Regions from separate parts of the Homo sapiens genome. Here region 2 is linked to region 1. The links are chromatin loops, found by intact Hi-C in ENCODE. Cell type or tissue: PC-3. All regions are shown on one strand. Links, peaks and the distances in the headings refer to the core of each region. The heading gives the core; the rest is flanking DNA. Region 1 overlaps LOC105376434 (a long non-coding RNA gene). Region 2 overlaps NMT2 (N-myristoyltransferase 2).

What was found. Hi-C counts contacts between places; a loop is a spot of excess contacts. Peaks named below come from ENCODE experiments on the same cell type or tissue, not always from the same donor. Only the 100,000 strongest peaks of a DNase experiment are listed, where the experiment ranks them.
Region 2: it touches region 1 in a loop (4-fold over the local background); 2 of 110 quality-filtered maps call a loop at or near these places.

Annotation. Positions count from the first base shown.
Region 1 is chr10:15,196,715-15,206,961 of GRCh38, forward strand. All of the region lies in intron 1 of LOC105376434 (a long non-coding RNA gene), which reads right to left. Among named protein-coding and RNA genes, the nearest start is that of FAM171A1-AS1, 6.7 kb to the right of the region's middle. RefSeq lists an enhancer at 3,656-4,855. In PC-3, for the core only: no CTCF peak of the experiment used is centred there; a DNase peak (open chromatin) is centred at 4,177; H3K27ac peaks cover 3,211 bases.
Region 2 is chr10:15,116,541-15,129,596 of GRCh38, forward strand. NMT2 (N-myristoyltransferase 2) reads right to left here. Exons shown (of 12, transcript NM_004808.3): 8 at 11,810-11,918; 9 at 2,803-2,973. LOC105376431 (a long non-coding RNA gene) reads left to right here. Exons shown (of 2, transcript XR_930693.4): 2 at 2,683-3,029. Among named protein-coding and RNA genes, the nearest start is that of RPP38, 26 kb to the left of the region's middle. RefSeq lists enhancers at 6,336-6,515, 7,422-7,561. In PC-3, for the core only: no CTCF peak of the experiment used is centred there; a DNase peak (open chromatin) is centred at 7,361; H3K27ac peaks cover 4,841 bases.

The DNA.
Region 1 (10,247 bases), core at 1-8,000:
CCCCTTCCCCCATCTCCCTCCCTCCCTCCCTCCTTTCCTTGCTTCCTCCCTCCCTCCCTCCATCTCACTATGTCACCCAGGCTGGAGTGCACTGGTGTGATCATGGCTTCACCTCCCAGTCTCAAGTGATACTCCTGCCTCAGTCTCCTGAGTAGCTGGGACTACAGGTGCACGTTACCACATGTGACGTTTTTTTTTTTTTTTTTTTTTTTTTTTTTTAGTGGAGCTGTCTCACTGTGTTGCCCAGGCTAGTCTCCAACTCCTGGGCTCAGGTGATCCTCTTGCCTCAGCTTCCCAAAGTGCTGGGGTTATAGCTGTGAGCCACCATGACCAGCCAACGTTATTTTTTTTCTAAAAAAAGGTGGAATCGTTTTTGAAACAGTAATTGCCTAAGACCCGAATACATGACTCAATAAAGATCGGAAGATGTCACCTGCCCGGGTTATCTTCCCACCCCCAGAACCCTGATGCACTTCAGAATAATTTTAAAATCAATTGCTCTGGATACTGAAGAAACGAAGAGTATGAGAAAAATAAGCATCATTGGAAACCATCTGTCTGCACCCGTAGATATCACAAATGTGTGGTGAAAAAAAAATAAGACCAACTTGGGCCTGCTTTGAAGAGAGCTCTCTCTGGTTCTTTCATTCTCCCTTTTATATTTATGGATGCATTATGACCTGGGTCAACCAAAAAATAGAAAAATAAAGTGGAGCAGGAAGCCAAAGATTGAGTCATACAGAATTATATCTTTAACAGAACTAGATCCACCTAAAAGAATGATAAACAGGATGTGTCAAACATCATAGTATGAGGCTGAAGTTAAAGAAACAAACTCTATTTAAGGGTACCAAGAATAGCATCATTTTCATCTCGGCTGTAACCAAAGCCAGATAGCATGCTTAGCATAGTCTTTTAATCTGGAACTATCTTTTTGCTAGCTGGGTTTTATCCATTCCAGCCCTTCATTTAATGGCCAGGCTTCCATCTCGGCTTCTGCCTTAGGGAGATTAAAAATGGTGATTTAGGGGGCCGGGCGCGGTGGCTCATGCCTGTAATCCCAGAACTTTAGGAGGTCGAGGTGGGTGGATCACAAGGTCAGGAGACTGAGACCATCCTGCCCAACATGGTAAAACCCCGTCTCTACTAAAAATACAAAAAATTAGCTGGGCATGGTGGCAGCTCACTGCAACCTCTGCCTCCCAAGGCTCAAGCCATCCTCTTACCTCAGTCCTCCATAGTTAGGACTATGGGCATGCACCAACACACCTGGATAATTTTTGTATTTTTGGTAGAGACAGGGTTTCGCCATAACGCCCAGGCTGGTTTCAAACTCCTGGGCTGGAGCCATACACCCACCTCAGCCTTCCAGAGTGCTGGGATTAGAGGCATGAGCCTCCGCACCTGGCTTTCATGTGTACCTTGAGTCAGGATCCTGCAGAATCCCTGCTGCAACTTGGAAGGCGCATTGTGAAGCCATGCTCCTGAGCTGCAGTTGTGGTGCAGAGGACTGAACATTTGAATTAATGTATTGAATTAGTTTGCTTTGGCATTCAATCTTTACTTTGCTGGGGTGGGAGGGGATGGCAATAATGGAGAACATGTGGTCAGAGGGAGAGTTGTGGTCAGCACTTCTCTCTCCCTCCTGTAGCTTTAGCCTCTTTGCTCGCAGAAGTTTCTGCCCCCTCCCCTAACCCTGGGCTTGGGAGTAAAGCAGGGATAGGGTCAGAGGGTGGGAGGGTGCCTGGAGTTATCAGCACTGCTTTGTCCAAAGAAATCCTCCAAAATGCTCTCACTGTCTCTCATGACCCTTTTTAAAGTGGACTAAGCATTGTGGGGCCGGTTTCCAGGCATTCTCTTTGTAAATTCCGCACACTGACACCCTGTTACACCGGTATCCAATTCTGGAGAAGGGCTCTCCCTTTCTGATCCATTCAAAGGATTCTTAAGACTAACCTTCTGAGACAGGATCTCACTCTGTCACCCAGGCTGGAGTGCAGTGGTGCGATCTCAGCTCACTGCAGCCTCCACCTCCCAGGCTGAAGCGATCCTCCCACCTTAGCCTCCTGAGTTGCTGGGACTGCAGCTGTGGGTCACCACACCCAAGTCATTTTTGCATTTTTTTTTTTGGAGATAGGGTTTCCCTGTATTGCCCAGGCTGGTCTTAAACTCATGAGCTCAAGTGATCTGCCCACCTTGGCCTCCCAAAGTGCTGGGATTACAGGCATGAGCTGCCATGCAAGTGTCCCCCACCTTTTTTTTGGTTTTGTTTCTGAGACAGAGTCTCAGTCTGTCACTTAGGCGGGAGCGCAGTGGCATGAACACAACTCACTGCAGGCTTGACCTCCTGGGCTCAAGTGATCCTCCTACCTCAGCCTCCTGAGTAACTGGGACTACAGGCATGTGTCACCATGCCCAGCTAATTTTTTTTTTTTTTTTTTTTTTTGGTAGAGGCGGAGTCTCCCCATATTGCTCAGGCTGGTCTCAAGATCCTGAGCTCAAGCAATCCACCCATCTTGGCCTCCCAAAGTTCTGGGATTACAGGCAAGAGTCACCGAGCCCGGCCAAGGCTAACTTATTCTTTTTTTTTTTTCTGAGACGAAGTCTTGCTCCATGGCACAGGCTGGAGTGCAGTGGCGGGATCTCGGCTCACTGCAACCTCCATCTCCCAGGTTCAAGTGATTCTCCTGCCTCAGCCTCCCAAGTAGCTGGGATTACAGGGGTGTGCCACCACACCTGGCTAATTTTTGTATTTTTAGTAGAGACAGGGTTTCACCATGTTGCCCAGGCTGGCCTCGAACTCCTGACCTCAGGTGATCCGTCCACCTTGGTCTCCCTAAATGCTGGGATTACAGGTGTGAGCCACTGTGCCCAGCCCAGACTAACTTATTCTTAAGACAGTGAAGGCTGAAGTTTGTAGTTCAGTCTGCACTGGACCTCCCTCAGGTCTCTGAACTCTTTGCCACATGTGGCTGAAACATTATTTAGCAAGAGGCATCCCCCACTCTGTGTTGTGTGGCCTCTTCAGCAAAGAGGTGCCTGACAGTCCCCTCTGAATAATGACATAGTTTTCTCTAACAACCAGAATTTGTCTTTCAAAGATGTTTATGCTAATCTCAGCTGTAAGATCTCAGACAGTCCTAAGAGAAAGGCATGTTGAATCCATCCATTACCTATCCCCACAATCTTCTAGGGTTCCAGGGCTTTCATCCTGAGTGAAACCTACACTGCTTGTTCCCTTTTTTCATTATTTAGTGTGAGTGAAGCCAAAACTCAGTCATTCTCCGAGGTGGAGAAATTTCATACAGATTTTGATGTCTGATATTCTATCTGCTTGCACTGTTAAATTTCTCAAATATGTATATTTGTTTTCTCAGCAAAATCGTAAATTTATTGGGGAAATGAGGAATCATAGTTCATCTTTCCATGGGAAGGAGCCAGCTGCCCTGGGATCTCAGCAGCTTCACTGGTGAAGAGGGTGGGAACACTGTCCCCCTGAGCAGAGGCTGCGGCTACAAGGCTTGTTGGTGACAAGGACAAGGATAAGTCAAGACTTCCATAAACTTGAAGCAAGGAGGTGAACAGGAAGCTCCTGGTGAATTTCCTATTCACATCTTCAAAACTTTTATTGGCCAAGTGCAGTGGCTCACACCTTTAATCCTAGCACTTTGGGAGACTGAGGCAGGAAGATCTTTTGAGGCCAGAAGTTCTACAGCAGCCTGGGCAACCATGTGAAGCTCCATCTCTACGAAAAATAAAAATAAAATAAAAATTAGCCGACTGGTATGGCATGCATCTGTGGTCTCAGATACTTGGGGGGTTGATGCAGGAGGATTACCTGAGCCCAGGAGTTTGAGGGTGCAGTGAGCTGTGATCACTCCCCTGCCCTCCAGCCTGGGTGACAGAGCCAGACCCTGTCTCAGAAAAGAAAAACCAAACTTTTTTATTGGGGCTTGATATTACTTGGAATAAAGAAGCCACAACAATATCATCACTCTGTTATTATCTAGACTATCAGCATACTAGCGATATGAATCATAACAAAACTATAATACGATTTTATCTATAGAGTCACACATTGAAACAATTGGGAGTAACCTTATCAAAGGAAACAGATAACTGATAATGATCACACTTGTGAATAATTTCACAAAGAATGTGGTGACTTCATTCACCAAGGATTTCTGGAATCCTGAATTCCAGGTCAGTGGTAAAGCCTCAGAGGACAGAGGGAGGAAAAGGATTGAGTCATACCAAGGCATTTTTTAATTATTCCAAAGGTCATTCTCAAGTTAAAAAAATCACAACATCATTGTTATTATGATGGTATTCCTGAAAATCAAGAGATTCTAATTCACACAAGATATTCCATCATTTGACAGCTGTCACCAAGGGTAAAATTTTTTTTTAAATTATTCAGTTGAAATAATTAAAGTTTGGTTGAAAAAGTCAAGATGTTATATGGGGGTCAGTTCAGCCCTATATTTTCTAAGTACGTCAATCTGAAGTTTCAGGCACAAAGAATAGACATCCAAAGAAATTCAACTTGCAGCCAGGTGTGGTGGCTCACACCTGTCATTCCAGCAATTTGGGAGGCTGAGGTGGGAGGTTGCTTGAGGCCAGGATTTTGAGACCAGCCTGGGCAACATATCCATTGATGCTGTCTTATCCCGGTGATGATCTGAGGGGAGCTAGCTGCAGTATTATAGAAAAATGACATCTTTAAAAAATGACTATCTTTCATATGAGATCCTCAAAAATGCTCTATGGCCAAGAATTGTCTCTGTTCTCTATTGCTACTTGTCTGAAGATGTGCCTCTTCAGCTTTTACCCTTTAATCCAGAAAAGGCAAACCTCATCCCTGAGAAAGACCTTATATTCCTTTTCACTTACTCAAGAAAAAGAAGAAAATTTTTCTGTCCTCTGTCCAGGAAAAATGTAACTGATCTTCAATGCAATTTGAGCTTTTCTCTGTTTCCAAGTAGATATTTTTTATTTGCCATCATTATGCCCCATTTATGGGTCTCATCATCTCAAATGTGAAATTTCCCACTGCTGGGCATCTGATCTCATTTTAACCTTCTCTCTTACCTTCTCTGGCCTTTGAAGAGTGACTAATGTACTAGGACTCCAAAATAACCAACCTCGGAGAGTAGCTATCAAGTTATTTTTCTGAGGCTCGCAGGATCATTTAACATTACTATTACTGTGTTTCTGGAAGACATTTATAATTATGTTATACTGTTTATAAAATGGTTAGCATTCTGGGAAACAAAGCTTTTAGCTTTCCATAATGAAAGCAGCTCTATTGAATAAGCATTGCAAAGTGGCAGAGAGCACCGTTCATAAATGAAGTTACTCTGCTTCTTTATTTGTCTGTGAAATGACAGAAGAAATAACCTCACCAGTTGACTGTAAGGACCACAGGACACGTTTAGAGCCCTTCTGGAAATGTGGGAGGTACTAAGTGTTAGCCGTGGTTCCCAGCCCTGGAATTCATCTCTCTAAGGCAGCTGTGTGGGGTAGAGAGAATACTGCACTTCTGAACACAGCATGTGAGTTTCAGTGCAAATCCTGGGTCTTCGCCACTGTTTTGGTAAGAATTTATTTCAGTGTCTTTGAATGCAAGTGTGGATTAACATCACCTGCCTTAGCTATACAGCAGGGTAGCTGTGAGAATCATAACACAATAATGTAATATGAGGCCGGGCGTGGTGGCTCACGTGGTGGCTTACGCTGGGGCTGTAATCCCAGCACTTTGGGAGGCCGAGGCTGGCAGATCACCTGGGGCCAGGAGATTGAGACCAGCCCGGCCAACGTGGTGAAACTCTGTCTCTACTAAAAATACAAAAATTAGCCAGGCATGGTGGCACACGCCTGTAGTCTCAGCTACTTGGGAGGCTGAGGCAGGAGAATCACTTGAACGTGGGAGGTTGCAGTGAGCCGAGATTGTGCCACTGCCCACCAGCCTGGGTGACAGAGCAAGACTGTGTCTCAACAAAAAAGGAATGTATTATGAAAGTGGTGTGTAAAATGAAACTCTTTAGGGAGTTATTATTATACTTTGTCTTTTACAGTTGGTTCCCTGGTTTTGAACCTGCCTTGGCAAAAACTATAACAGGAAATGATGACAGTGAAAGAGATCTGATCCAACCAACCCCCATTTTGCTTTTAGCTTCCAAGCTGCCCATAGTTATTCCTGGGTTTGGGCCAAGCTAACTTTGGGAGAGACTTAGTTTACAGTTTCAATGATAACAGCCCTTTCCCCAAACTAAAGCACCTTTGTAAAGCTAATGAAAGACAATCAGGTTAGGAGACTGATAGGAAGCTGAGTTCTGCTAGGGTGTAGACAGAAATGGTTACCAGCCATTGTTCCGGAGGCCACAAGATGTACAACTTCCCCAATCACTCCTGCAAATAGCATCGTATCATAGAATTTAAGATTGCCCTTTTGAGATGCCTTTTTCAGGTTTTTGCATTTCTGATGACTGACCAATGGCTTCACCTGGACCCACCAACCAGTCCTGGGGCCACACCCAGAAGCAGACTCAGTGCTCACAATGACCATTCCCCACACCCCTATGATTGCACCCCCAACCAATCAGCAGCACCCGTTCCCTTGATTGCCAAACTATCCTTGAAAAATCCTAGCCTCCAAATTTTCAGGGAGGCTGATATGAATAATGATAAAACCCTGGTTTCCCATTCAGCCAGCTCTATGTGGGTAAAACTCTTCCTCCATTACAATTCCCCTGCCTTGATAAATTGGCTGCATCTGGGCAGCAGGCAAGAAGAACCCACTGAGAGGTTACAGTTTCATTCCTCAGGTCTATTAATCAGGTTTTCCAGAGAAACAGAACCAATTGGTGTGTATATAAAAGAAGATTAGGAGGAATGGGCTTACAAGATGATGGTGTTTGTGAAGTCCCACGATCTGCCATTTGCAAACTGAGACCCAAGAAAGCTGGTGGTGTAACTCAGGCTGAAGGCCTGAGAACCAGGGGGCCAATGGGGCTAAGTCCCAGTCCAAGGGCAAAAAAAGATGAGATGAGATCACCCAGCTCAACAGTGAGGCAGAAAAACAAAAGGAGGCGAACTCCTGTCTCTCTGTTTTGTTCCATTCGGGCCCTCAATGGATAGCATTTAAAAGACAGAAACCCCTAAATTATGAATTTCAGAGATTATATAGGAACTACATCATAGCTGCCCCCATCCCTTCTAGAGACTTGGAGAGAAACCCTAAACCTTAACGTTTTTTTTTTTTTTTTTTTTTTTGAGATGCAGTCTTGCTCTGTCACCCAGGCTGGAGTGCAATGGCACGATCTCAGCTCACTGCAACCTCTGCCTCCCAGGTTCAAGTGATTCTCCTGCCTCAGTCTCCCGAGTAGATGGGATTACAGGCATGTGCCACAACATCTGGCTAACCTTTTTTGTATTTTTAGTAGAGAACGGGGTTTCACCATGTTGGCCAGGCTGGTCTCAAACTCCTGACCTCAGGTGATCAACCCGCCTTGGCCTCCGAAAGTGTTGGGATTACAGGCATGAGCCACTGCGCCCAGCCAGAAATCCTAACTTTCTAATGGAAACAAATTGTCATAGGGAAGAGAATGGGAAGGCCCTATGTGTTACAGCAAATGCCAGTGCAGATCAATGAATGCAAAGGCACAGCTCCAAGAGAGATAAACCCGCAAATCTCTCCAGAGTAATTCACGATCTGTTTTCCAAAATGATTAATATTCCCTCATCCTTTAATCCAGTGTTAAATTAAGTTTAGCCTAAAGCGGCCTCCTTGTAAATTTGGCCTAAAGGTTTCTCCCACATAGGGAACTATAACGGGATGTACAAACAGACTGGTAACTGCCCTTACCAATCACCGAGTTCTGGCCAATCAAAGGGGCCAACTGTTTAAACTGCCTTCAAGTGAGAGAAATGGTAAGCAGTAGGCAATTTGGCTATCTCTGGACCTCACGTCACTTTCCTTTGCCTCTGACATGGTGGCAGTGCCGGAGTCTCCCTCAGCCTATTCTGGTTCAGGCAGTAGGGTAGGAGCACCTGGCACTGATAACTTGACCGTACTCTGAGAATGACCCTGTAGGGCGGGCACACCTGAATGTGTATTCAGAGTTCCATGCTAGGGAATCTGGGAGTAGCCCACCCCGAGATCCATTCCTTTTCTATGAAAAACATTTGATCCCCCACCCTGGCCCATGGAACACAGGTCGTACAGGGGATTGAGACCCTTTGTTTTGGGTTAAATGAAGGTTGCCAGGTGGAATTTGTTAGAGGGAGGGTGTAAAATGAAAATGCTATCTAAACTGCATGCATTTTGCAAGGATTTGCAGTTTTCCTGCTTGGCCCACTGCCACTGGACTCTCTCCCCTGTATGTAAGCCCCCAATAAAACCCACGTCTCCTTCGCTGGTGCGGGATCTCGTCTTTGGCCTCTTGTACCTGGTGCCATCCCTACTGAGATTAATAGGGGTCTGGCATGACAAAGGGGGCTGCCCGATTCGAGAATTGTTCTTTGCTCAATTAAACTGTTACATTTGTCTAGAGTTTTTAATACTAGGTTGCCAGTAACTTTTGCTCAGGAAACTGAGCTACACAGAAACATGAAAACATTCATGTTGTTGGCCAGGCGCGGTGGCTCACACCTGTAATCCCAGCACTTTGGGAGGCCGAGGCGGGCGGATCACGAGGTCAGGAGTTCAAGACCAGCCTGGCCAACATGGTGAAACCCCATCTCTACTAAAAATACAAAAATTAGACGGGCATGGTGGCGTGTGCCTGTAATCCCAGCTACTTGGGAGGCTGAGGCAGAAGAACCTCTTGAACCCAGGAGGCGGAGGATGCAGTGAGCCAGGAGCGCGCCACTGTACTCCAGCCTGGCGACAGAGCGAGACTGCGTCTCAAAAAAAAAAAAAAAAAAATTCATATTGTTTCCTGACAGCAAGTGGAGTCAAAAGAACTTGCCTGGATTTGGGGGTGAGGTTGACAGATGTTTGTAGGGTGACCCTGAGGTTTCTGGCCAAGGAAACTATATGGTGAGGCCATTTATTGGGATAGTACATAGGCAAAAACTAGGAGAACTGGTTTCCCTGATTTGCGGAGGAGTAGGGAATTCACGGGACAACATGAAGATAATAAATAGAGTTTTAGGTGCTTGAGGATGCTCAGTCTGCAGTTTGAACTCAGTGGCAGGCCTGGGATGCAGATACGGACGTGGGAGTCCCAAACAGGCAGTGATGTGAAATTGCTCGGGCAAGATGGCAGGAATAACCTGGACCTTGGGAAGAGGACGGACGGTAGAGCCAAGACATGTTGACACAGTGTGTCCACCTTCGGTTTTTCAACAGGCCATTGTGAACAGGAAGAGAGAAATCTGTTAGGCACTGCTGCCCAACTTGACATGCTATTTCACATAAATGCTTCCCCAACTGCAAATCTGGGGTATAGCTGTTAATCGACCCCAGAAACAAAGAGAAAAGTGAATAATTCCCTGAGGTACCCAATGGAAGGTGCTACCAGGCTGTAAAGTAGCTTCAATGTTTCTAAAGCAGTGGTCTACAAGCCTGTGTATGAGAATCAGCTAGGGAGAGTTTTTGTTTGTTTGTTTTGTTTTTAAACCAGTTTCACCTACAGAGATCCTAATTCAATCAGTCTGTGGTGGGGCCCAAATGCTTTAATATTTTTTTTCCAGCTCCCAGGGGATGCTAACATGTATCCATGGTTTGGATCCATGTCCCCGCCAAATCTCATGTTGAAATGTGATCCCCAGTGTTGGAGGTGGGCCTGGTGGGAGGGGCTTGGATCACAGGGGTACCTCTCATGAATGGCTTGGTGCTGTTCCCTTGCTGATGAGTGAGTCCACGTGAGATCTGGTTTAAAACTATGGCACCTCTCTTGCTCCCACTCTGGCCATGTGTGATGCCTGCTCCTGCTCTGCCTTCTGCCATGATTGTAAACTCCCTGAGGCCTCCCCAAGTAGATGCTGGTGCCATGCTTCCTGTACAGCCTGCAGAACCATAGCCAGTTAAACCTGTTTTCTTTATAAATCACCCAGCCTCAGGTATTCCTTTACAGCAACACAGGAATGGCCTAACACCCCAGGTTTGAGCAACACTGTTCTATAGTTACATGCACATTATCTTATTACCATAGAGCAACTCAATTCAAGAATTCAAGAACGGCTGCCATGTTTTACAGAGGTATTGCTTTCAGTAGCAAATTATGGTGATTGGGGACTTA
Region 2 (13,056 bases), core at 2,803-10,802, 77 kb before region 1:
GCAAGCAGACAGAAGGAAACAATAAACACGAGGGTAGAAATCAATGACACTGAAAACAGGAAGACAACAGGGAATATCCAACAAAAGTCTGGTTCTCTGGGAAACAAATCAATAAAATGATACAAGTCTACCAATATGGACAAAAACAAAGAAAGAGAAGACACGAATCACCAATATCTGGTATGAAAGAAGAGATATCAGTACAGATCCCACAGCCACTAAAAGGATAACAAGGGAATAAAATGAACATTAATTACACTCATACATTCAACAATTTAGAAGAAATGGATGAACTCCTCAAAAACTATTAAAACTCAACCAAGATGAAACAGATCATCTGAATAGTGCTATAACCATTAAAGACATTTAGTCCATTATTTAAAAACTCCCAAAAAAGAAACAGCTAAGCTCAGATCATTTCAACTGGAGAATTCTAACAAACATTTAAAGAATTAACACCAATTCTCAATTTCTTCTAGAAAATAGAAGAGGAAATAATACTTCCCAACTCCTATTATGAGACCAGTATTATCTTGATATCTAAACCAGACAGACATTACAAAAAAGGCACTCCAGAGAGATATCTCTCATGAACTCAACAAATACTCAGCAAAATATTAGCAATCAATACAACAATGTATAAAAATAATTATACACCCTGACCAAGTGGATATTTTCTAGGAATGTAAGAGTGACCCAACATTTGAAAACCAATCAATGTAATCTAACATATCAACAGATTAAAGGAGAAAAATCATATGATTACATCTATTGAAGCAGAAGCAGCACTGGAAAAAATCCAATGCCCATTCATAAGAACTCTCAGCAAGTTAGAAATAGAGGAGAATGACCTCAAATTGATTAGGAGCACCCACAGAAAAACCTACAGCTAACATCATACTTCATGGTGAAAGAGTAAATGCTTTTCTCCCACCATCAAGAACACGACGAGGATGACAACCTTCCCCACTCTTTCTCAACAAAGCACTGGAAGATCTAGGTCCTGCATTAATGCAAGACCAATAAATAAAGGCATCGAGATTGGAAAGGAAGCAATAAAGCTGTCCCTATTTGCAGATGACACATTGTCTATGTAGAAATCACAAGGAATCTACACACAAACTCCTGGAACCAGTAAGTGATTTCAGCACTGTGGTAGGATACAAACACACAAAAGAAAGCATTTCTACAGGCTAACAATGAACATGCAGAAACTGAAATTAAAAACACAACACCATTATAATCGCCCCAAAGAAAGTGAAATATCTAGCTATACACTTAAGAAAACATGTACAGGATCTGGATGCTCTTAGAGAATGCTGATAAAAGAGATTTTAAAAGACCGAAATAAATGTAGAGACATTCCATGTTCATGGACTGGAAGACTTTTCAATTATCCTCAAATTAATCTATCAGTGTAATGTAATCCCTATCAAACTACCAGCAAGGTATTTTGTAGGCAAAAATAAGCTTATTCTAAAATGTATATGCAAAAGGCAAAGGAAATAGGTTAATTAAAATGATCTTGACAAACAAGAATAAAGTGGGAGGAATTACTCTACCTGATACTAAGGCTTCCTATATCGCTATAGCAACGAGGTCAGTGTGGTATTAGTGAAAAGACAGACATGGAGATCAACGAAATAGAATATAGAGGACCCAGAAAGGAACGCAATACAAAGTGTTAGTATTCAGCATATAAAAAACCTTTCACGGGCTGGGCACAGTGGCTCACACCTATAATTCCAGCACTTTGGGAGGCCAAGGCAGGTGAATCACCTGAGGTCAGGAGTTCAAGACCAAGCCTGACCAACATGGTGAAACCCCGACTCTACTAAAAATACAAAAATTAGCCGGGCATGGTGGCGCACGCCTGTAATCCCAGCTACTCGGGAGGCGGAGGCAGGAGAATAGCTTGAACCTGGGAGGTGGAGTTTGCAGTGAGCCGAGATTGTGCCACTGCACTCCAGCCTGGGCAACAAGAGCAAAATTCCATCTCAAAACAAACAAACAAAAAACCTTTCATAAATCAGTAAGACAACTACGGTCAAAAAAAAAAAACAGGCAAGTGATGTAAATAGCAAGTTTATAAAAGAAATAAACATGGCTAACAGATTGATGAGATACTCAAATTCATCAACAATGAGGATATAAATTAACAAGATACTGTTCCATACTCATCAGGTGGGCCTAAATAAATTTAAAATCTGACCATACCCACGTCTTGTGAGGATGCAAGGAAACAGGAACTCTCTTACACTGCTCAGGACCTTATTGTGGTGAGCTATTTGGCAATTTCTAAAAATGTGAAAGATGGGTCCAACCACAGACTCAGCAGCTCTAATGATATGCCCTGGAAAGCAGTTCCCAAAATGTGGTCTGTGAACCCTGTGGGTACCTGAGACCCTTTCAGAAATCTGTGAGGTCAAAATGATTTTCATAACACTAAGAAGTTGTTTGCCTTGTTGACAAGTTACCATCAGCATCAACGGTGCAAAGCAGTGCTGTGGGTAAAGCTGCTGGTGCCTTAGCACAAAACAAGACAATGGCACCAGACCACACTCATGGTTACCATATTCCTCAACACCACACCCTCATGGTTCAACAAATGGCAGTTTCACTTAAGCATGTCCTTGATAGAGTATTCAGAATTATTAATCTTATTAACTCTCTACCCTTTAGTACACATCTTTGTAATGTTCTGTGATGAAATAGAAGGAAGTGTGTGTAAATAATTCTGCTGCACGCTGAACACAAAGGGTGCTTCAAGGAGAAGCTTTATGTTTATCACCTTGTCTTTACCTCCACTACAAACGTGTCAATAATGTGCTCCCGGGGGAGGAACCAGTGGGCTACTTCCTCTTCATCCATCACTGGAGCCAGATGAAACTGCTTCAGGTAAGTGTTGATTAATTCTCGAACTGATTTGATATCTTTTGGTTCCATTGGTCTCAAACCTGAAGTCTTTGTAACCTTGTTGGAGGGGAAACAAAACAAATCCAGAAGTTCAGGTAGAAGAGGAGTGAAACGACTTTGCACTCAAAGTGTGGTCTGCAGACCAGCAGAATGAGCAGCACGCGGGAGCTAGTTAGAGCTGCAGAGCCTGGCCCTGCCCCAGATCTAATGAATCCGAATCTGCAACTCAACAAGATTTCCTTGGGTTTGTACATACATTAAGGTTTGAGAAGAGCTGGGTTAAAATATAGGCGAGACAGACAATGTGTTGTATCTTCCTATCTGTGCGGCAAGTCTTTGGTCACTACTGCCCATGACCCAAACAAACATCAAAGGGAACAGTACAAGTTCATGATGTACGCCAATACCCAAAACACACCAATGTATATACCAATGCCAAGAATGTTAACAGTCTACATGATGGGACATAGCCAACTTAGCATGACTTCTGGAGTACAGGCAGCCCTCCGTATCCACTGGTTGTGCATCTGTGGGTTCGACCAACCTTAGACGAAAAATATTCGGGGAAAAAAAACTGGATCGTTGCATCTGTGCTGATCATGTACGGACTTTTTTTCTTGTCATTATTTCTTAAAAATGCAGTGTAACAACTACTTACATAGCATTTAGATTGTATTTGACCTTATAAGTAATCCAGAGATGATTTAAAGTATACAGGACAGGGGGCATGGTGGCTCATGCCTGTAATCCCAGCACTTTGGGAGGCTGATGCCGGTGGATCATTTGAGGTCAGAAGTTCGAGACCAGCCTGGCCAACATGATGAAACCCTGTCTCTACGAAAAATGTAAAACTTAGCCAGGCGTGGTGACATGCACCTGTAATCCCAGCTACTCGGGAGGCTGAGGCAGGAGAATCGTTTGAAACTGGGAGGCGAAGGTTGCAGTGAACCATGATCACGCCACTGCACTCAAGCCTGGGAGACAGGGAGGGACTTCGTCTCAAAAATAAATAAATAAAGTATACAGGAGGATGTGCATACATTATATGCAAATACACAATGCTACGCCATCTTATATAAGGGACTTGAGCACCCAAGGATTCTGGTATCTGAGGGGTCCTAGAACCAATCCTTCATGGTTTCTGAGGGATGCTTTAAAACTGCCAAGTCTGACATTTTGAAAATACAACTGAGCAACTTGTTTTATTATGCAATAGCCCATTAAAAGCGTGTGGTGATTTTGTTCTCTTGAACAAAAATGATATAGGAGTGAATCATATCAGGCTGGATGGGAAGGCAAGCATTGTTCATAGCCAAGTATTTTCTAAAGGCAAACGGGTTTACAGCCATACCAGCCTGAAAGTGTCCATCTTGTCTAACGGCAAATGGCTGCCAGGGACGCGGCCTGGCCTCTCCTGCCACATCTTCTGGGTAAAGGTGATCAGGGTAGGTGTCTTATCACTACTCCAGAGCTTTAGAATTTAAAAAATTAAGCCATAGGAATAAAACACCTAAAAGTCAGGACAGGTCCCCATTTGAATTTGTTCAGCTGTTGTCCTTGTAAAAGCTCCTGACATCACTTTGCTCTCTAGAACTGTTCAGGGGCCAGGGGACTTGAGACTAAAAGTCAGGAAGCCCAACAAACAGACAATTTTAAACTGAGAAATACAGTTTATTTTTTTCTGTAAACCTGATTTTTCCCCCCCTTGGAGAAACACTAGATACATTTTAAGAGATGAATAATCTGTATATAAATATTGCTACTCTACTTTTTCTGCCCTAAATGATTATTTTTAAAAATTTTATATAATCTAGCAGTTCCACTCTTAAGAAATATTGTTAAAGGAAAAACTTCCTGTAGAATGAGGTCATCACAATTCCTGCATGCCCCCAGGTGGAAGCCCAAGGGGGAAAACAGGTGTTTTTTTTGAGACGGAGTCTCACTCTTGTCACCCAGGCTGGAGTGCAATGGTGCGATCTCGGTTCACTGCAACGTCTGCCTCCTGGGTTCAATCGATTCTCTTGCCTCAGGCTCCCGAGTAACTGGGATTACAGGCACCTGCCACCACGCCCGGCTAATTTTGTGTTTTTAGTAGAGACAGGGTTTCACCACGTTGGCCAGGCTGGTCTCGAATGCCTGACCTCAGGTGATCTGCCCACCTCGGCCTCCCAAAGTGCTGGGATTACAGGTGTGAGCCACCACACTAGGCCAAGGAAAATAGGTTTTCTCTTGAGTGCCAGCTGTCATCAACTATTAGCTGTGCTGGGGTTTCTAAGCTTCAGTGACACACAGTGCTGATTGATTATCGATTAGCTGGGGGAAAGGGGAATGGGAGGTGCATGCTCTGTATTTATACACCAACAGTCCTCAGCTGAATATTTACTATAAGCCATTCTATTATGATGATGTCATGTCTAAAGCACTTCAGCTAAAATGCCATTTAATAATCTAAATTTAGAGAATTTAAGTCCTTCACATTTAACAGGCAATGCATACCTTTAGTCTTTTAGTACCTCTCAAAACCAATGAGTCAGAAATGTCCAGATCTCCACTGGAAATAAATAAGCACTTCTAAATGCTAGTGGGAAGACCAAAACCATATAAAATATATATCATAGTCATTTAAAAAATTAGTTTCTGCTATGAGGCAGACTTAGCTTGATAAATTTCAAATAGCCTTTCTCAATATCAGAATTTTTTTTCTTTTGTTACTGGTTCAGTAACAATCAACAATATCAAGCAATTAGATGAATTAATGAAAGCCACAGGATATATGATATCTGTTAATAGAGAACATTCAGAAATGAAAAAAAAATTTGCCAACTTCCTTCTAGAGCAAAACATTCTTCTGGAGCACAATTCTCATTCATTGAATATCCAACTGTGAAACCACTAAAGGAACTGCCCAGCAGATCGCCTTAAAGCAGCAGTTCTCAAATATTTTGGTCTTGGGACCCTTTTACACTCTTTTTTTTTTTTGAGATGGAGTCTTACTCTGTCGCCCAGGCTGGAGTGCAGTGGTGTGATCTCAGCTCACTGCAACCTCTGCTTCCCGGGTTCAAGTGATTTGATCCTGCCTCAGCTTCCCAAGTAGCTAGGATTACAAGCACGTGCCACCACGCCCAGCTAATTTTTTGTATTTTTAGTAGAGATGCAGTTTTATCGTACTAGCCAGGATGGTCTCGATCTCCTGACCTTGTGATCTGCCCACCTCGGTCTCCCAAAGTGCTGGGATTACAGGCATGGGCCACTGCACCTGGCCTACGCTGTTAATAATGATTGAGTACCTCCAAAGAGCTTTGCTTATGTGGGTTATGCATATCCACACTTATCGCATTAGAAATCAAAACTGAGAACATTTTTAAACAAAAGACTACAGAAATACACATGCCACATGGCCTCTGGAAGACTTCACAGTATACTCAGACGAGAATGAAAGTGAAAAAATTACATACTAGTGTTATTATGAAAATAGTTAAAAAAAAAAAATGACTGCATAGATTCAAAGATCTTGGGGGACTTCCAGAGGTCCCTGGGCCACACTTTGAGAACTGCTATCTTAGGTCTCTAAAGGTTAGAAAAATAAGTAGCAGAATTTAGACAAGCAATATGTTGCCTAAATTCAGGTAAAAAGTATCATAAGTTTGGCAACTTATAAGCATTTTGAACAAATTTTTATAGAAGCATTAAAGCATAAGAGCACACCAGGATGTACCAGCTATAAAAAACAGAAAGTCCTAGAAAACAGGGTAAGAATATTTACATTTGCTGACTAATAGCTAAAATAATCTGTGTAAGAATGAAATACTGCCAGGCACGGTGGCTCACACCTGTAATCTCAGCACTTTGGGAGGCTGAGGCAGGCGGATCACAAGGTCAAGAGATCGAGACCATCCTGGCCAACATGGACTAAAATACAAAAATTAGCTGGGTGTGGTGGCACGTGGCTGTAGTCCCAGCTACTCAGGAGGCTGAGGCAGGAGAATTGCTTGCATCCAGGAGGCGGGGGTTGCAGTGAGCCAAGATCGCATCACTGCACTCCAGCCTGGCGACAAAGCGAGACTTCGTCTCACAGAAAAAAAAAAAAAAAAAAAAAAAAGAAATAACTTTTGAAAAGCAAAACAAACACTCAAATTATAACTATTGTCCTCAGAAAGAACCAGGAAGGCTATTGGGCTTACATTAAAATGGCTAGCTTCCGTATAATGGAATAGTGAAGCGGTCATGTTTTCTGAGAGTTCAATAAAATGCAGAGAATCATTTCCAGTAAATAAGAAAAATCTCAGTTTCATAAGCAAACTCTGTATCTGAATCAGATATCCTTTCCCATGGCCCAACTAATATGCATGATTCATGGGCCTCTACGTAGATTGAAATCTGTGTAAAATCTGCTTATAAGTACATAAGGAAATGAAGCTCAGAGCTCTATTAAAAAACAGTAGTGTTGTTATCTGTCAAGTTGTGGTACAAACCGTTTGAGAGCCAAGATTCCAGAGAAGAGATGTAAGCAATGATTATGGTTATTTATATGATTCAAAAAGGAGCAAACAGAATGCTAACCACTAAAAAAACCATCTAATGCCACTAAATATAGAACACCTTATATGCCTCGACATGTCTAAGCAAGCACACCCTCCTTGCAGCACAGTGCTAAGACCTTAGTGGATCATTCTCTGACTTCTGCTTTTTATCAACATCAAATTACCTTTCAGCTCATTGACACAGATGCGCAAAATCGAACTTGGAAATACTCAACACCAGATCAAAAAAACAAAACAAAATAAAATCTCCCCAAACACTGAAAGGGTAGGGAGGCATCGTAAGGCGTGTTTCTTGGGGAAACCTTAGTATTTTAGGTAACAGTTGTGAATGGCGCAGGCCCTGCGACAGCTCTGCTTCTGGCCAGCAGACTCTGAGCAAGTCAATCTGTGTTCTCATGGCCCCTTCTGTGCTATGGGGATAAGGACCCATCCTCCTGTGGCTGTTGTGATTAGTAAATGAGACTACGGCTGTTAAATGTCGAGCATAACGCCGGCCACAATAAATGTTAGCTCCTATATTCAAAAGTCCATGAAAAAGACAGAAAGCTGGCACTCCTACAAGCAAAAAGAGTAACAATGAAGCAGAAAATGAGATTGATCTATACAGCAAAAGCTGTATTCCATAAGTTTGCTTTTACGCTGAATGGTACAAAAATGTTCTTAAATAACTTGACTGCTAGCAGTGGTATCACCCATCTGGGCCCATAGGAGAGGAAGGGGCATCCGGTGTATGCAGTTCTGTCCAGTTTAACTCAAGAGGCAGACACCCAAGGGACTGCTGCCAGCACCTTCCAATTTCATAATATCTGTACTTTAATCTCTCTTTTATTCTATTAATTTACTCTTTATTTTCCTTTCCTTTCCTATGACTTAAAAGGGGGAAAGGAGACTGGGGCAAGCCAATGAGAACTGTTTGCATCTTGACAATCGTCCTTTTCTGCCTTGATTTATGCTGTACTCACAGTGAGACATTCAGTGGGGCTGAGCCATGGTGTCCCCATAGTGGGTAATGTTAGAGGGGATGGCAGAGGCAGAGGGAGCTAACAGGGAAACATGGAGGTCTGGGGCCTGCATCCCAAGCCCTCCACTTGGTGATATTAACACATCCTCGCCTAAGTGCCAACTGTCACATACCTCAGTTTCTTCATCTGTAAAATGGGGATAAGAAGTACTAACTTCAAAAGGTTGCTGTGAGAATAAATTGAATAATGTATTTGAAAGCACTTCATAACCTTCAATTTATGGGTGGGGGAAAGGCAGTCACTATCACAGCACGACTGGAACAGGACTGCTACCAGGAACCCAGGTTCACTGGAAGTAAGATGCCACAGTCTGGTTTCATAATACACGCCTATACCCAGGAGAAGATTGACTCTTGTACAAAAATATTAAGGCTGATGAATGGAGTCAAGTCAAAAATAGCTTTAGCACTTTAAGAAAATCATTGTGAGTAAACCAATGGTATGTGCTAAAACTCCTTATTCTTCACTCCATTGTAGGCAACCTACATGTAAGTGTGTCTTTTCCTTGTACATAAGCTAGGCTGCTTGAGGTTCAAGAAACTGAAATTTGGAGAGACCAAAGTGGAACAGCATTTGCCCATAGTGAAAAAAAGAGGCATTTTTGAAGTTTGTATGTATGTATGTATGTATGTACGTATGTATTTAGTTATTTATTTAGTTATTTATGAGATGGAGTCTCGCTCTGTGGCCAGGCTGGAGTGCAATGGCGTGATCTCAGCTCACTGCAACCTGTGCCTCCTAGGTTCAAGCGATTCTCCTGCCTCAGCCTCCCTAGTAGCTGGGACTACAGCCATGTGCCACCATCCACAGCTAATTTTTTAATTTTTAGTAGAGATGGGGTTTCACCATGTTGGCCAGGGTGGCCTCGATCTCTTGACCTTGTGATCTGCCCGCCTTGGCCTCCCAAAGTGCTGGGATTACAGGTGTGAGCCACCGCGCCTGGCCGAAGATTTTATTTCAATTCACACGTCACAACACTTCAAACAAAAGATCCCATCAGTGGCACACAGATTCTAAGATGGCCCCCAGTGATCCCACCTCCTGGGGTTCACAGCTGGTGTGATCTGCTCCTGTTACGTGTGGGCAGGACCTGTGATTTGGTTCTAACCAATAGAAATGGCAATGGCGGCTGGGCGCAGTGGCTCACACCTGTAATCCCAGCACTTTGGGAGGCTGAGGCGGGTGGATCACCTGAGGTCAGGAGTTCGAGACCAGCCTGACTAATATGGTGAAACCCCATCTCTACTAAAAATACAAAAATTAGCTGGGCGTGGTGGTGCACACCTGTAATCCCAGCTACTTGGGAGGCTGAGGCAGGAGAATTGCTTGAACTCAGGAGGCGGAGATTGCAATGAGCTGAGATTGTGCCATTGCACTCCAGCCTGGACAACAGAGCGAGCCTCCATCTTAAAAAAAAAAAAAAAAAGAAATGGCAATGGCGACTGGATGTCACTTTCATGAATCACCTGCATAGGGTTCTGACTTCCATCTTGCCAGCAGATCCTCTCTATAGACTCTCTCTCTCACTGGCTTTGATGAATAAGCTGCCATGCTGTGAGCTACCCTATGGAGAATCCAACATGGCAAAGAACTGAGGCCCTTGGTCCAACAGCCAGTGAGGAACTCAATCCTGCCAACAACTACAGGAGCATGGAAATGGATCCTTCCCTAGTCAAGTTTCAGATGAGACCTCAGCCCTGGCTGACACCTGGGTGGCAACTTCAGGAGAGACCCTGAACAAAGCACAGGACTCAGCTAAGCTGTGACTGGATTTCTGGCCCACAGAAGCTGTGTGATAATAAATGTTGTTTTAAGCAGCTCAGTTTGTGGTCATTTTTTACATGGCCATAGATAACTAATATAGCCAAGCCCCAAATAAAGCCAAGTCTAGAAAGCACATTTATATTTTTCCCTATTAAAAATGATAACTTGGCTGGGCGTGGTGGCTCACACCTGTAATCCCAGGACTTTGGGAGGCCAAGGCAGGCGGATCACAAGGTCAGGAGTTCAAGACCAGCCTGGCCAACATGGTGAAACCCCCGCCATCTCTACTAAAAATACAAAAATCAGTTGGGTGTGGTGGCACACACCTGTAATTCCAGCTATTTGGGAGGCTGAGGCAGGAGAACTGTTTGAACCCGGGAGGCGGAGGTTGCAGTGAGCCAACATCCAGCCACTGCACTCCAGCCTGGGTAACAGAGCGAGACTCTGTCTCAAAAAATAAAAAAATAAAAAAAATAACTTTTCGCCAGGCGTGGTGGCTCACTCCTGTAATCCCAGCATTATGGGAGGCCGAGGCAGGCGGATCACAAGGTCAGGAGATCAAGACTATCCTGGCTAACATGGTGAAACCCCGTCTCTACTAAAAATACAAAAAATTAGCCGGGCATGCTGGCGGGCGCCTATAGTCCCAGCTACTCAGGAGGCTGAGGCAGGAGAATGGCGTGAACCCAGGAGGTGGAGCTTGCAGTGAGCCGAGATCCCGCCACTGCACTCCAGCCTGGGCGACAGAGTGAGACTCCGTCTCAAAAAAAAAAAAAAAAAAAAAAAATAAATAAATAAATAAATAAATAAATAAAATAAAATAAATAAATAACTTTTCGCTGGGTGCAGTGGCTCATGCCTGTAATCCCAGCACCTTGGGAGGCTGAAGCAGGCGGTTCACTTGAGGTCAGGAGTCTGAGGCCAGCCTGGCCAACATGGTGAAACCCCATCTCTATTAAAAATGCAAAAATTAGCCGGGTGTGGTGGCGGGTGCCTGTAGTCCCAGCTACTTGGGAGGCTGAGGTGGGAGAATCGCTTGAACCCGGGAGGCAGAGGTTGCAGTGAGCTGAGATTGTGCCATTGCGCTGAAGGGGCAACAGAGCAAGACTGTCTCCAAAAAAAAAAAAAATGACAACTTTTCACATTGAGAACGAGATAGTTTAAGAAGATGATAATTTAATGAGACATTATTTCCACTCGCTGGGTCTCTCCTCTACACTTGATTCCTGAGTTCCAACGCATTAAGAGATCAGCAGCCTGGACTTTTCTTCCTTCTTACTTAACAGACCATAAATTTCCCAAATTTCAAAACTTACTTGCCTTGAGTTCAGTCTTATCCAACTACCAATGAAACAACTTTAAGAGCCTTGGGAAAAAAGGAAAGATTGGCATTTCCAAACAAACTCCCTACCTTCCCTAGCTCCCGAGTTCCATGAAATCTCTTTCGCTCCATATTCACTTCCTCAGACACACCAGTCAGTTTTTAGACTCCTGCAAATAATTCTTTTCTGCATTAAAAGCGTCAGTTGTTACAGCTTCAAAAAACTGCAAATCATTCTTACTTACATCTGGAAGTCTGTATAGCTTCATTGTTCTCTGTAAAGTCATATTTCTACTCAAGTGAGAAAATTTCACTTCTACCAATTTTCTGGGGTTTAGTGATCGATGCCAGTATCTGGAATACAATAAAGGTTTTAAAATCAAATTGATTTCTAACTCTACAAGTTTTCACTCTTTGTCTCAGCTTGGCTGTTACATAAGCATTTACTGAATACTTACGTTGTACTAGACAGAGGCCCTCATCCTATGTCATCATTTTATCCGTCCAGTTTTAATCTCTAAAATACATCTTATACTCCAGTTATGTTCCTCAGGAGTTTGTGACCTTTCATCTTTTTCACTAAAGTGGAATCTTAAAACTGCAAAGGAAATATTAGTTGGCTGGGCACGGTGGCTCATGCCTGTAATCCCAGCACTTTGGGAGGCTGAGGTGGGCAGATCACTTGAGGCCAGGAGTTCAAGACCAGCCTGGCCAACATGGTGAAACCCCATCTCTACTAAAAATACAAAAATTAGCCAGGCACGGTGGTGTGCACCTGTAATCCCAGCTACTCGGGAGGCTGAGGCAGGAGAATCACTTGAACCTGGGAGGCAGAGGTTGCAGCAGTAAGCCGAGATCATGCCACTGCACTCCAGCATGGGCAACAGAGCAAGACCGTCTCACACACACACAAAAAAGAAATATTAATCATACCCAGGTTTCCAAGTGTGTAAGGACCATCACTGATTCTACAAAAGGCCAATCAGAAAGTTTAAAAACATGAAAATAAATCCCCTAAATTAGTCACCTTCACTTTTACAGCCTACACACCAAAGAAAACAACTTTTTGAAAACTAGCTTAAATTTCTTCAGTGATTCCAGGCTCTGGGATAAGTGATTTATATTAAAATATACCCCTGAAGTCTAGTATTCCATTTACTTAACGAATGTAATAATTTAACAGGATATAGTAATTTTAAGTTTCATCCTATTTGAGTCAATAAAAACAGTGGTGAGGGGTGGGGAGATAAACTCTGATGTTTTAGAAACAGGTTAGTCTTGTGGGAATCTGATCATTTTCTCACTGGAATAACCTGTGAAAGCTTGACTAGTGCAGACGAAGTTGTAAAAACATAGCTTAGGTCTTCCTACTCTGAACAAACAAATACATCTGAGGCTTTTGAATGGATGCTTATTAGACTTTCAGGACACTTTGGTGGTGCTGCAAAGCATGGCAGAAAACTGATCTTTGGGGTGGAAAGAAAATGGTATG